2 separate regions of the Homo sapiens genome follow, and region 2 is linked to region 1. Evidence: chromatin contacts called from ENCODE Hi-C or POLR2A ChIA-PET data. All regions are on one chromosome and are shown on one strand. The core of a region is the stretch at or near the end of the contact, and the rest is flanking DNA. Distances in the headings are between cores, read along the strand shown. Region 1 overlaps SP110 (SP110 nuclear body protein). Region 2 overlaps SP100 (SP100 nuclear antigen).

The links. Hi-C counts contacts between places; a loop is a spot of excess contacts on that map. ChIA-PET counts read pairs that join two places held with the same protein, here RNA polymerase II (POLR2A). Pooled maps may share reads with other maps.
Region 2: a loop to region 1 is called in a map with no recorded cell type, with 2.2 times the contacts of the local background. The contact joins two enhancer-like sites. A Hi-C loop is called at or near these places in 2 of 37 single-sample maps with no recorded cell type and 2 of 50 pooled maps. POLR2A ChIA-PET finds 5 or more read pairs at or near these places in 1 of 52 experiments (T-cell).

What each region holds. Positions count from the first base shown.
Region 1 is chr2:230,206,145-230,211,764 of GRCh38, forward strand. It overlaps SP110 (SP110 nuclear body protein), which reads right to left. Exons shown (of 19, transcript NM_080424.4): 6 at 5,326-5,409; 7 at 3,787-3,864; 8 at 1,847-1,915. It also overlaps a transcript of SP140 not described here. Among named protein-coding and RNA genes, the nearest start is that of SP110, 11 kb to the right of the region's middle. Within about 2 kb of position 3,452, at least 2 of the 41 ENCODE cell types and tissues checked have a DNase peak (open chromatin) inside an H3K27ac peak, as active enhancers do.
Region 2 is chr2:230,501,924-230,507,543 of GRCh38, forward strand. It overlaps SP100 (SP100 nuclear antigen), which reads left to right. Exons shown (of 29, transcript NM_001080391.2): 20 at 1,143-1,187; 21 at 2,263-2,367; 22 at 4,380-4,522. The region is part of intron 2 of LOC101928816 (a long non-coding RNA gene); the gene reads right to left. It also overlaps the pseudogene RN7SL834P. Among named protein-coding and RNA genes, the nearest start is that of SP100, 89 kb to the left of the region's middle. RefSeq lists an enhancer at 3,195-3,364. Within about 2 kb of position 3,393, at least 2 of the 41 ENCODE cell types and tissues checked have a DNase peak (open chromatin) inside an H3K27ac peak, as active enhancers do.

The DNA.
Region 1 (5,620 bases), core at 2,202-4,701:
AGGAGCTTTAAGCCACTGGCTTAGGCTGCCATCTATTGCTCTGTTTCCTTTTACAGCTAGAGTTGTCTACATATGTTATCACCTCCCATTCATTATCCTTCCCACACAACTGGCTCCTGCCTCCATCACCAAAATTTTTCTTAAATTTTCCAGTGATTCTTTGTGACCAAACTCAAGGCCCTCTTCTCTGAATTTATCTTAGTCTCTCAGTATAGTCAACCATTCCCTCTTGGCTTGCTAACATGTTCTTTCTTGGTGCTCCTCTGTCTTCACTGGTCTCGTTCCCTCAGTCTGTCTTGCTAGATTCCTCTTCCACTGGGATTACTTAGAGCAGGGCTAGGTCTGTGGTTCTCTTTTCTTCTCCCATAGATCAGAATACCTTTATTTTATTGATAACTCATATATATACATATATCTGGTCCAGATATTATATATTATCTGGTCCAGATTTTATATATATATATATATATATATATATATATATATATATATATGGACCACACTTTTTCAGTGAGTGCCAAATTGCCATATTGTGGGGAATATAACTTCCTGATTTCTCAGTGTTCCTGTAAAAAGCCCTAGTCCCGGAGACACAGAAATGTATGCAATATAAATATAGGAAATACTTGCTTTCACTTCCCCAGAAACATTTTCCTCTTCCCACACCATGAGAATTAGAGCTATAGCTATTTTTCTAGTTAATTACTCTGATCTAGAGGGAGAATAGAACCTCTCTTATCTCCTGAGATGGCCAAATGGGTTCACCCAGGACTAGCTTCCTAGGTTAAATCCTAAAGTACCAGGAAAACTGGAGTGGTCTTTCCCTAGGTATTTATATATCACAAGGGGTAAAGCCCAGAACTTGGAGACATCTTTAGGTTGTAAAAGCCAGCAACACCTAGAGTTTCTCTGGCCTTTGGAAAGATGCATTTAAATTCCAAAGGTTAGGATGGAGAGCTTTGGAACGAGGATCTTTTCCATTTTATCTCAAAGCAGCAAAGTTTTTTCTTTTCCTTTCAGGAGGAAAGGATGATGGCTATCCCTCTCATGTATCTAAACAGAAAAATCCATCATTCTACATCCCTTATACATGAGTTGTAGTCTATTTTGAATAGAAAGATTCCATTAGCTCTCTTAGCATTGCCTTTGGGTTTGTGTATGGGAGACAGACGCTGCAATATTGCTCTGGCTGATAAGCTGGTTGTGAATATCAGTAAAGAATTATTTTCCCTGACCAGATACCTTGTGTTCCTGCAGCACTCATATATATAAGGAGATACCAATGCAAGTGGAGTAACATCTTAGACCCTTTACAGTTCTTGACAAAACACACATCTATACACAGCTGCATAGATGGCTAGCAGAAACCTCTAAAGGAACAGGTCAATAATTGAACTCTAAGAGTTATCCCCCAATATATTTGCATCTTCCCTCAGCAATGGGCATTACCACTTACTTGTTCAAGCCAGAAATTGAAGAGTGGGCCTTGATTTTTCTCTTTCTCATCTGTAGCTAATAATATGTCAAATCCTGTCAACAATACCTGCAAAACTGATCTTGAATTGGCACTCTTCTCTGCATCTCCACTGTCAGATCTGAATCCAAGCCACCAAGAACTCTCATGGCATCTGCCCCAAAATGGCTGCCCTGCCTCCATTCTTTCCCAGCTCCAACTCATTCTTTACACCGTAGCAAAATTGAGCTTACATTGTGTCACTTCACTGACTAAATCTCTTCAATGGCTTCCCATTGCATTTAGAATAAAATTCAACCCTCCACAGCTTGACCTACAAGCCCTGCATGAGCTGTTTCCAGCCTCCAGCTTCCTCTTGTACTCTCATCTTACCTCCTGGGAGGCTTTTTTTCTTATGTCTCCTTTTTGGAGTTGACCAGATACATCTTTTTCTTTTCTTTCCTAAAAAGAAAGGATAATGTTTTATAGTTACAAACATTGATCTCCCAATCTTGTATGTCAATGATATTCAGCTTTTACTTTTGGTCTTCAAACCACATTGCTAGAAGTTCATTGGTGACCTTAGGTGATGGTACTTCAGGGAGTAATAGGGGAAGAAGGACTCTAAAATGACAGAGGAAAAGGAGAAACGAAGAAATAGAGACAGGGAGTTTAGGTAGCTCATTTCTAGAAGTTTGGTTGTGAAATGAAGGAGAGAGATATGGAAGTAGTTGAAGTGAGATGAGAATCAAGAAAAAGCATTTTTTAATGAGCTGTGATACATGTAATGCAGATTCTTGTGTGAGACATACTGCTTTAATGAATACTTGAGAGAGAAGGGATCATGGATACTATAAGATGAGGCAGAAGGATTGTCTTAGAAGAGAAGGAGGGAACTCGGAGAGGAGGGAGACAGATGTAGTTAGGGTTTGTAGGACTAGCAGCACAAATAAGGGGATTCTCATCTGATATCTCCTTATGGTGCAGGAGGGAAAGTCACTGATTGAGCAAAAAGCAGGAGGTGAGGGGGTCAGAGGTTTGAAAAATAGGGCTTGAGGTTTGAAAGGATTATTGCAGGAAGTAGCATTGTCACACAGTAAGGAGAGATGATTTGTGCTGGAACCATGAAGACCAGTGAGTGCACTCTGCCCTGCTGTGGAACTCTCTCCAGCACTGCTGGCTTTCAGATGCAGTGTACAGGAAGTAGGTAAGTAGGGTCTTCCAAGACTTGCCAGAGAGTTCTAGGAAAAGGCAGAGAGGAAAGGCAGGTTTAAGATAATGGCAATAGATTACTGAAATGATGAATCTTGGACTGTGAGTTAGTGTCAATGTTAAAAAGCTGGGAAGCAAAGAAAAGCAGATGATGGCTTGGAAGGAGGAAAGGCCAGTGGACTGGTGATCCAAATGAGGTTGAAGGACAACTTCAGAGGAAACAACAAATAAATAAGCACAGAAAAATATATTTTTGATTCTTTTTCTTTTGTTAGGATTGGGCTGGGAAAGAGTGATCAGAGGTTGAATGATAGCTATAAAAGGAGAAAAGCTCAAGGACAGGTATCAAAAAAGGAATTCTGAAATTAACTGTTGGGAAATCGAGCCAGGTTTGAATGACGATAGGGTCTATAGCTTGCCTTTGGGTATGGGAGGCCAAGAATTGGTGGAGGAAAAAGTCATGGAAAATGAGAAGATGAAGGATTTGAGGGGCCAGAGTATTGGATAACAGAGTTGTCTGTTATCCGTGTGTACCCTGAAGGCATCTAGGATGATGCTGGGACTTGAAATGACAGAAAAGCAGCTTTTGAAAGGATTATTGGGGAAATTATTGGATGATATTGATGATGAGTGAGTGAACATTTTAATTGAATGGTTAAGACTCAAAGGAGAGGATCAGGGAGGAAGGGGCTGGATGGGGCCAGTAGGCAGCAAAGGACAGACATCTAACCTGTCTCTCACCATGAGGTGTGAGTGATGGATGGCAGAGAATGCCTAGCCATGTCTTAAGAGGAAGTGGGTTCCTCTCTGGGGAACCAACTTTCAGTTAAAGAGGGAAGTGCAATTAACACTCTAAGAAGTTGTGAATATAGGAGATTGATTTTTTCAGAACAGGCAATTCCAATGGCATATTTCAATACCCCCAAATGCCTTCTGGTTTCCTGATAATTTTCATAAAGGCCTTTTTGGAAGATGCAGCAAATGGAAACTGCAGAAACGAACTGTGTGTGGCATCAGGACTGTGGTCACATAGTGGTGCTCTTGACAAGATACAGTCAGAAAAACAGAAAGCAACTCTGAATTCACCCTTCTGACCTCTACAGAAGAAAGGCTTTTCTTACCTTTCTTGTCTGAAGGTGTGCTGGACACCTCCTGGGGCTCTTCTGGGTCATTTGGTTCTGGAGAATTATCTCTTATCTCTGACAAAAGAAATATAAGTCATTTCAGAGCTCAGATCCAGTGAAGAGAAAGTGCTGAGGGAAGTCAATGCAAGAACTAGAAAAGTAGAAAGTACATGCAGCCCAGGGCCGGGAATCTGCTTGCCCTAAGAATTCCCTGGCTCTGTCTTGATTTTTGCCAACTTGTGGTTATTGTTACCTGTGCGACCATCACAGGGAACTAGGGCACAACTGCCCCACAGCAGAGGCTCAGTCTGATCCTTTTAGAGAGATTATCTTATGGATGGAAGAGAAGTGAGTGAAGAAGGTGCAATGAATGGAAATTGCAGGAATAAACTGTGCTGGGTATCATGACTATAGTCACATGGTTTCTGCTCCCAGCAGCCCCTGCTCAAGGAATGAAGCTGAGAGCGGAAAGTGGTGATATTGAAATCTGATGTCCATGATGAAGGGGAATGTCTTTGCTGTATGAAAAATACATCTTATTGCTTTGACGTCTATGTGTGGATATTCTTTAACTGCTCTATCTGTGGTTATTTTACTTGGAGAAATAGTGGAGAAGGCTAAATGCCTTATATATTTCTGTATATAAGGATTGTTTGAAGAAAGCAGGAGCTAGCCTGTGCTTGCTAGCACCTGTTAACAGCAAAGACATATAAAGCTCTGCTAGTTTTTGCTGCACAAAGAAAGACAGAGAACTTGAAGCCATAACAAATAAAGGCTCATCTCACATGAAGCTGTCACCTTTTTCTTTACACACTGCATTGAGATTGGTCTCAAATGCTGGCCTGCTTAGGAATAGGTGACTGAGGCAGGTGGCAAGCAGTCATTAGATCTTTGGAATAATTTATTACCTTTCAAGTTATATTCATAATATCAACTCTTAAACTCCAAGTGATATAGAAATGACCAGGGTTGAAAGTGAAAATTCCCCACAGTCAGGTGGGGGCTTGGAAGGAGGACCATCCATGTCTGCTGCAGCAATTCACTATTAGGGCCACACAGTGTTTTTGTTCATTTGCTTTGCATTTTGACAGAGCCGTTTTGAGCACTACTTTATTGAAGTGGCCTCAGAAGAGTGGCTCTGTCAAACAGTCCAGCCTGACTCAGTTCCCTTGCTTTCCCCTGGGGTTCCTGCCACAACCCTTTGTGGCAGGTGAATGTTTCCCTTTCAGGCGCTTTGTGGCATTTGGAGTCCAAACCTACAGGCACTGGTGGGGCTCTGTCCATCATCATCCGTGGCCCTATCCAAGTCTACCTTTTCCAGACTTGCCTCCTTTGCCCTCCCCCAGGGACTCTGTATCCATTCAGAGGTCGGGTCTCCTGCCTGTTCAAGCTCCCAAGTGCTGGGTGAACTGGAAGCTGGGCCAAGATTGCTGAGAGGCAGGAGGAGAGCCCCCTCTCTAGAAGATCCGAATGGCTTTTCCTCTTAGTAAACACAGAAACAAAGGCAAGCTTTTAGGTTGACCAAACCAAGATTACCTGGCATAGAGCCCAAGGGAGAGTGGGGCATCTCTTGAGGGTCTTCTTTATCTCTTATTTGGGGGATCAGGTTGTCACTGGCCACTGAATGGAGGAAGAAAAAGTTTTAGATCTCAGGAACAGCAAGCAGGGACCAGAATGAGGAGAAAAGAGAATGCTCTATTCCAACAAGTAAAAATGACGGGGTAACAGCAACCAAGGCCTGGGAAAGGATGGCATAGAGTGGGAAAGTAAGCAACCATTCACTCTCAATTAGCCACTTGTTCTTCCATTGCTGTTAGCTTCCTGATTATGT
Region 2 (5,620 bases), core at 2,143-4,642, 300 kb after region 1:
AGTGGCGTGATCTTGGCTCGCTGCAATCTCCGCCTCCCGGATTCAAGCAATTCTCCTGCCTCAGCCTCCCGAGTAGCTGGGATTACAGGCACATACCACCACACCCAGCTTTTTTTTTTTTTTTTTTAATTTTTAGTAGAGACGGAGTTTCACCATGTTGGCTAGGCTGGTTTTGAACTCCTGACCTCAGCCTCAGAACTCCATCCACCTTGGCCTCCCAAAGTGTTGGGATTACAGGCTTGAGCCACCGGGCCCAGCCCTGAGATATCTTTTAAGTCAATCCTTTGTGCTATCTTTAACCATACAACTCTTAGGCCTTGTGCCTTAATTTCTACAAGTTCCTCTTGAATAGCCTTCATTGGGTTAGTTTTTAAGTCCTTGGTCATTTTCCTCACCATTTTCAGTACAAAACCTTCCAAGTTTACATATCTGACTGGTAGAGTCTACCATGAGGTCTGTCTTGAGACCTTATGTTTCTACTTTTTATCTCTGACTCTTTCCCAAAGAAAATTGTCAACACTTTAATTTATATATTTATCTCTGAGCATCAGTTTCCTCATCTGTAAAGTGAGGATAGTACTAGTGCCTATTTAATAGATTTTGTTGTAAAGATGAAGTCGGTTAATAGAGGCAAAGATCTAAGGATAGCTCCTGGCATACAACAAGCACTGAATACGTGTTCAACTTCATTCTTGCTCTCCTCCTGTTGCTTGGGAAGCAGGTAAAATACTGTTTCAAATTTATCTGGAATGATTTGGAGACGTTAATAGAGAAATATAGGATACATCTCAGTTAAGCATCGTGGCTGTAACCGAGTCTAGATCAGAGGTCAGCAAAGTATGACCTACAGGGCAAATCTATCCTGCTGACTGTAAATAAAGTTTTACTGGAACACAGTCACCGTCGCATCCTTTGATGAATTCATGACACAACTACAGAGTTGAGTAGTCACAACAGAGGTTATGAACTGAAAAACCTTAACTACTTACTATCTGTCCCTTTACAAAAAAAGTTCCCGACTCCTGATATTTTTCTTTAAGTTCTAGACAGGATCCTGAAAAGTTGCATTTGAATGGTGGTTTTGTAAAACACTACTATTTGCAATGTAAAGAGACATTTATGTTGTTTTTCAACTTTCTCAGGAAGAAAAGCCAACACTAGACCTTTGAAAAGAAGAAGAAAAAGAGGTAAATAGAAGTGATCGATATGTTTTTCATAATTAAACATTTAATATTTAATATTCTGTACTGTGAGTAACAAGTCAGTTTTCTTAATTGGCATATGGAGCTAGTACTGGAGCCTTAACGTTGACCAGCAGTTCATTTTAAGACCCTCAATACCTGCTTCAGTGGAATCAGATCCCCAGTGTCCCAGTCAACCCCTCATGCAGGGTTCCCTGAGCAATGTGCACGTTCTTTTTTGTTGATTGATTGATTAATACGTAATAGATAGAAATACTTGGGGGTACATGTGACAATTTGATACTTTCGTATAATCAAATCAGAGTTATTGGGATATCCATCACTTTAAATATTTACCTTTTTTGATGCCAGGAACATTCAGATTATTCTCTTTTAGCTATTTTGAGATGTATAATCAATTCATGTTAACTATAATCACCCTATTGATCTATTGAAAACACCAGGTTTTATTTCTTCTATCTAACTGTATATCTGAATGCTTCGTCAATCTCTCTTTATCCCTCCTCTCTCAATGTGCAGTTTCTTCTAGAACCCCCCACACCAAGCTTCCCTTTTAGCGTCGGAGAAAGCTCAAGTGAAAAAGTGAAGCAAAGCAGTTGGCAAAGAGGGAGACAGATGCCACCCCGAAAGGTGCCCCATTAGGTGCCACTCTGCCATCCTGCCCTCTGTCCCCTCAGTCAATGCCTGGAATGGGGAGATGAGGCTAAAATTTGAGAGTTTGTTTTAACACAACATCAAAGCAATATGAGTGGAAATCTCCCTTCAAAACATCAGGAGGAAAATCATTGTGTGATAGGTGGATATGACCAACCAGCTTGAAAGTTGAGATCCTACCACATGCCAGGATGTTGTGTCATATTTTAGAGGGTGGAATGGAGGACAACAGTATCTACAGCTATCTAATGTGCCATGAAAGAAGGACTTTGAAATGTAACTGATTCATGGGGGAAATACCTCCAATACATTTTGAATTATAAAAGAAAGCTCTCAAGACAGGTGGGGAGGGACAATGCACAGTTGTAAAAGTAGATGGAATGGAAAAAAAAATGCTTCCTTGCAGGTCCAAGAATTCCCAAAGATGAAAATATTAATTTTAAACAATCTGAACTTCCTGTGACCTGTGGTGAGGTGAAGGGCACTCTATATAAGGAGCGATTCAAACAAGGTGAGTTTACTGGTCCATCTACGATTTTCAGCTGGAAAATATCCACACAGATAGCATACTGTTTAGGAGTAGACACTTGCCTTTGAGGTTCTGCAAAACCAGCCCCAGGCTTGAAGATTTGCTAGGAGCTTTCCTAGGACTTGGGACATCATCACATTTACAGCTAGGGTTTATGAGAGAAGCATGCAAAACATACCATAGGGAAAATGCACATGGGGTGAAATTCAGAGACAACCAAAAGCAAGCTTCCAGGAGTCCTCTCCCAGTGGAGTCATGCAGGACTCATTTAATTACTGCAGCAACAAATTGTGACAACACATGTAAAATGTTGTCTACCAGGGAAACCAGCCTGAGTTTAGGAGTCCAGGGTTTTTACCAGTCACATAGGTGCCCTCTGCCTAGCACATACCAAAATTCCAGATTCCCAGAAGGAAAGCGGGTGTTCAGCATAAACCATATCATTTGCGCAAACAGTTTAGGCACAGTGAGCCCTCTTCTTCATTTATGGTTATAGATAAATGCAATTTATTTACATATGTCTGAAAATAATACATCAGGATCGGTAGTTCCCAGATTACACAACATTTTAACAAGATTTCTTTGGATAGGCTATCTCAAATTTATTCTTGTAAGAGAATATAAATAAATTGCATTTGTTTATAACCATAAATAAGAGGGATTTATCTCTAAAGGGCTTTATCTTTATGGATAAACAATATGTTTATCCACATTGTTTATTATGAACAGTTTAGCCCACAGTGAGTTCTGGGAATGATAGAACTCTCCTAAAATCCAAATTCCTAAATGCCAGTGGCCAAACTTGCATATGGACAATGGCCAACCTTGCATATAGGCCCTCTAAGGAAAGTCTCAGGCCCACTCTGTTAACTCTGTTTTGCACAACAATGACATTTTCACACTTTCAAAATTCATAAAACATTAACCTATGAGGCCATCTCCTCTTACCCTATGTGAAAGGCCCACAAGACATCCAACTAGCACCCACTACAAGGGCAAGCACCTCAGTACTTGGGTGGAAAATGTACACATCTGAGAATCTCAGCAGTAACTTTCACGCCCCATTTCCCATAACATCTGTTTAGCCTTCTGCTAAATGGTAAGATCACAGGGTTTAGAATCAGAAGACCTGCATTCAAGTTTCAGCTATACCAAGAGTGTCTGATTCATCTACAGCCAGGTGCTCGGTCTCTCTAACCTTGAACTTCCTTCTCTACAAAATCAGAACAATAATATAACTTGCCTCACTGTATTATTATGAGAAAAAAATAAAAAAACAGACATAAAATACTTTGCAAGTTACAATTGTTAAATTACAGAACTAATGTTCATCTGTCATGGTTGACACCTCCCCACAACATAGTTCTTTGAGCACCAACAAATATAAATGTTTGCCCCATGACTATGTTGCATAAGCATAATTTAACTTCTCCCACTATATAACATTTCCATAATTACTTTTAATATAAAATAGCCATGAGTTCAAAATATGAAACATAATTGATTGTACCACATGTACAACATGGTACAAGACAAGGCAGATGTGGCTGTAGTAACAGCTTCCACATGGCCACTTGGGGACCCAAGAGCATGGTAGAGGGCTTTATGCCTTCATCCACCTCTCTGAAATTCAGGCTGACTCTATATCAGGTCTCAGAGAAGGGAGGAGGAAGAATTCTGCTCATTCTTTAGGGCCATTCTTTGCACCCACCCCCACCTTTGGAATATAGCAAAATACGTTGAAAAGGTAAATGTTGGTAGTAATATTTCTTCTCATTGCATGATGGTCAAAGAAATGTACACACATGACAGAGAGAACCCTTCATCTCTGTTCCTTCAGGCTGGGTATGAAGCCCCTGATATCTGACAGGAAAATTCAGACTTTACTGCTACGATCCTAAGCCCAAAGTGGGTGGCCCCAGACCCCAGCATGGGGGGAGGCCAAGTTCAGGTGTTTTCACAGTTGGGGAGCTCACTTTGCCTTGGTCTTACAGGAACCTCAAAGAAGTGTATACAGAGTGAGGATAAAAAGTGGTTCACTCCCAGGGAATTTGAAATTGAAGGAGACCGCGGAGCATCCAAGAACTGGAAGCTAAGTATACGCTGCGGTGGATATACCCTGAAAGTCCTGATGGAGGTATTCTAGTGACAGATGGCTGAAACCAAGGATTTAGCTGTCATGCTTCACTAACACCAAGCTTTAGCAGAATTTCTCAGTGCCCAGAAATTCATCATGACTTCCTCTGCCCAGGTCTCCATGCATATGTTATTACTAACGTTCTCACCTGAACATTACGTTGGCTGGCTTATATTACAGCTTAATCCTCTAAGTACTTTATTTCTTACCCTTTTGAAGGTTGGACAGTAAATTGTGGCCTTGACTCTGCCATTAATAAACTGTGCAATTTGGTCACATGAAAGTAACTTAAGTTGGAGGGGAGGTCTTAAATTTTCGGGGGAGGTAAATGTTAAATACACACACACACACACACACACACACACACACACACACACACATATTTAACATATATATATGTAGTTCCTGGATTACAAAATATTTCAACAAGATTTCTTTGAATAGGCCACCTCAAATTTATTCTTGTAAGAGAATATAAATAAATTGCATTTTAAAGTAACATTGCTTCTCATATGAACCCCTTGATGTTACAAAGCAGGCACAGGGTCTTTGCTGCAGATGAACCTGTGTCTTTAGACTCCAAATACAGTGCTTTCTGTTGCACGCCCACAGACAGTCCTTCCTCATGCCACTCTAACAATTAAAAAAAAAATCTGCCAGGCACAGTTGCACATGTCTGTAGTCCCAGTTACTCAGAAGACAGAAGCAGGAGGGTCACTTGAGCCCAGGGGTCCTGGGCTTAGTGTACTATGCCAATGAGATATCCATGCTAAGTTCAGCATCAACATAGGGGACCACCAGATTGCCTAAGGAGGGGTAAACCAGTCCAGGTTGGAAACAGAGCAGGTCAATACTTTCCTGCTGATCAGTAGTAGGTTTGCACCTGTCGATAGGCACTGCACTGCACTCCAGCCTGAGCAACACAGCAAGACCCCATCTCTAAAAATAAATAAATAACTATTACACAAATAAAAGATCTTTGCCCAGTAAATACTTATTGAACCAACATCTAAAGCTGTGGAGGGTATACAAAGTGTGAGCCCCTTCCCAGAAGGAAGGCTGTGCTTTCATAATTACAGGCCTGGACACGGTGTCAAT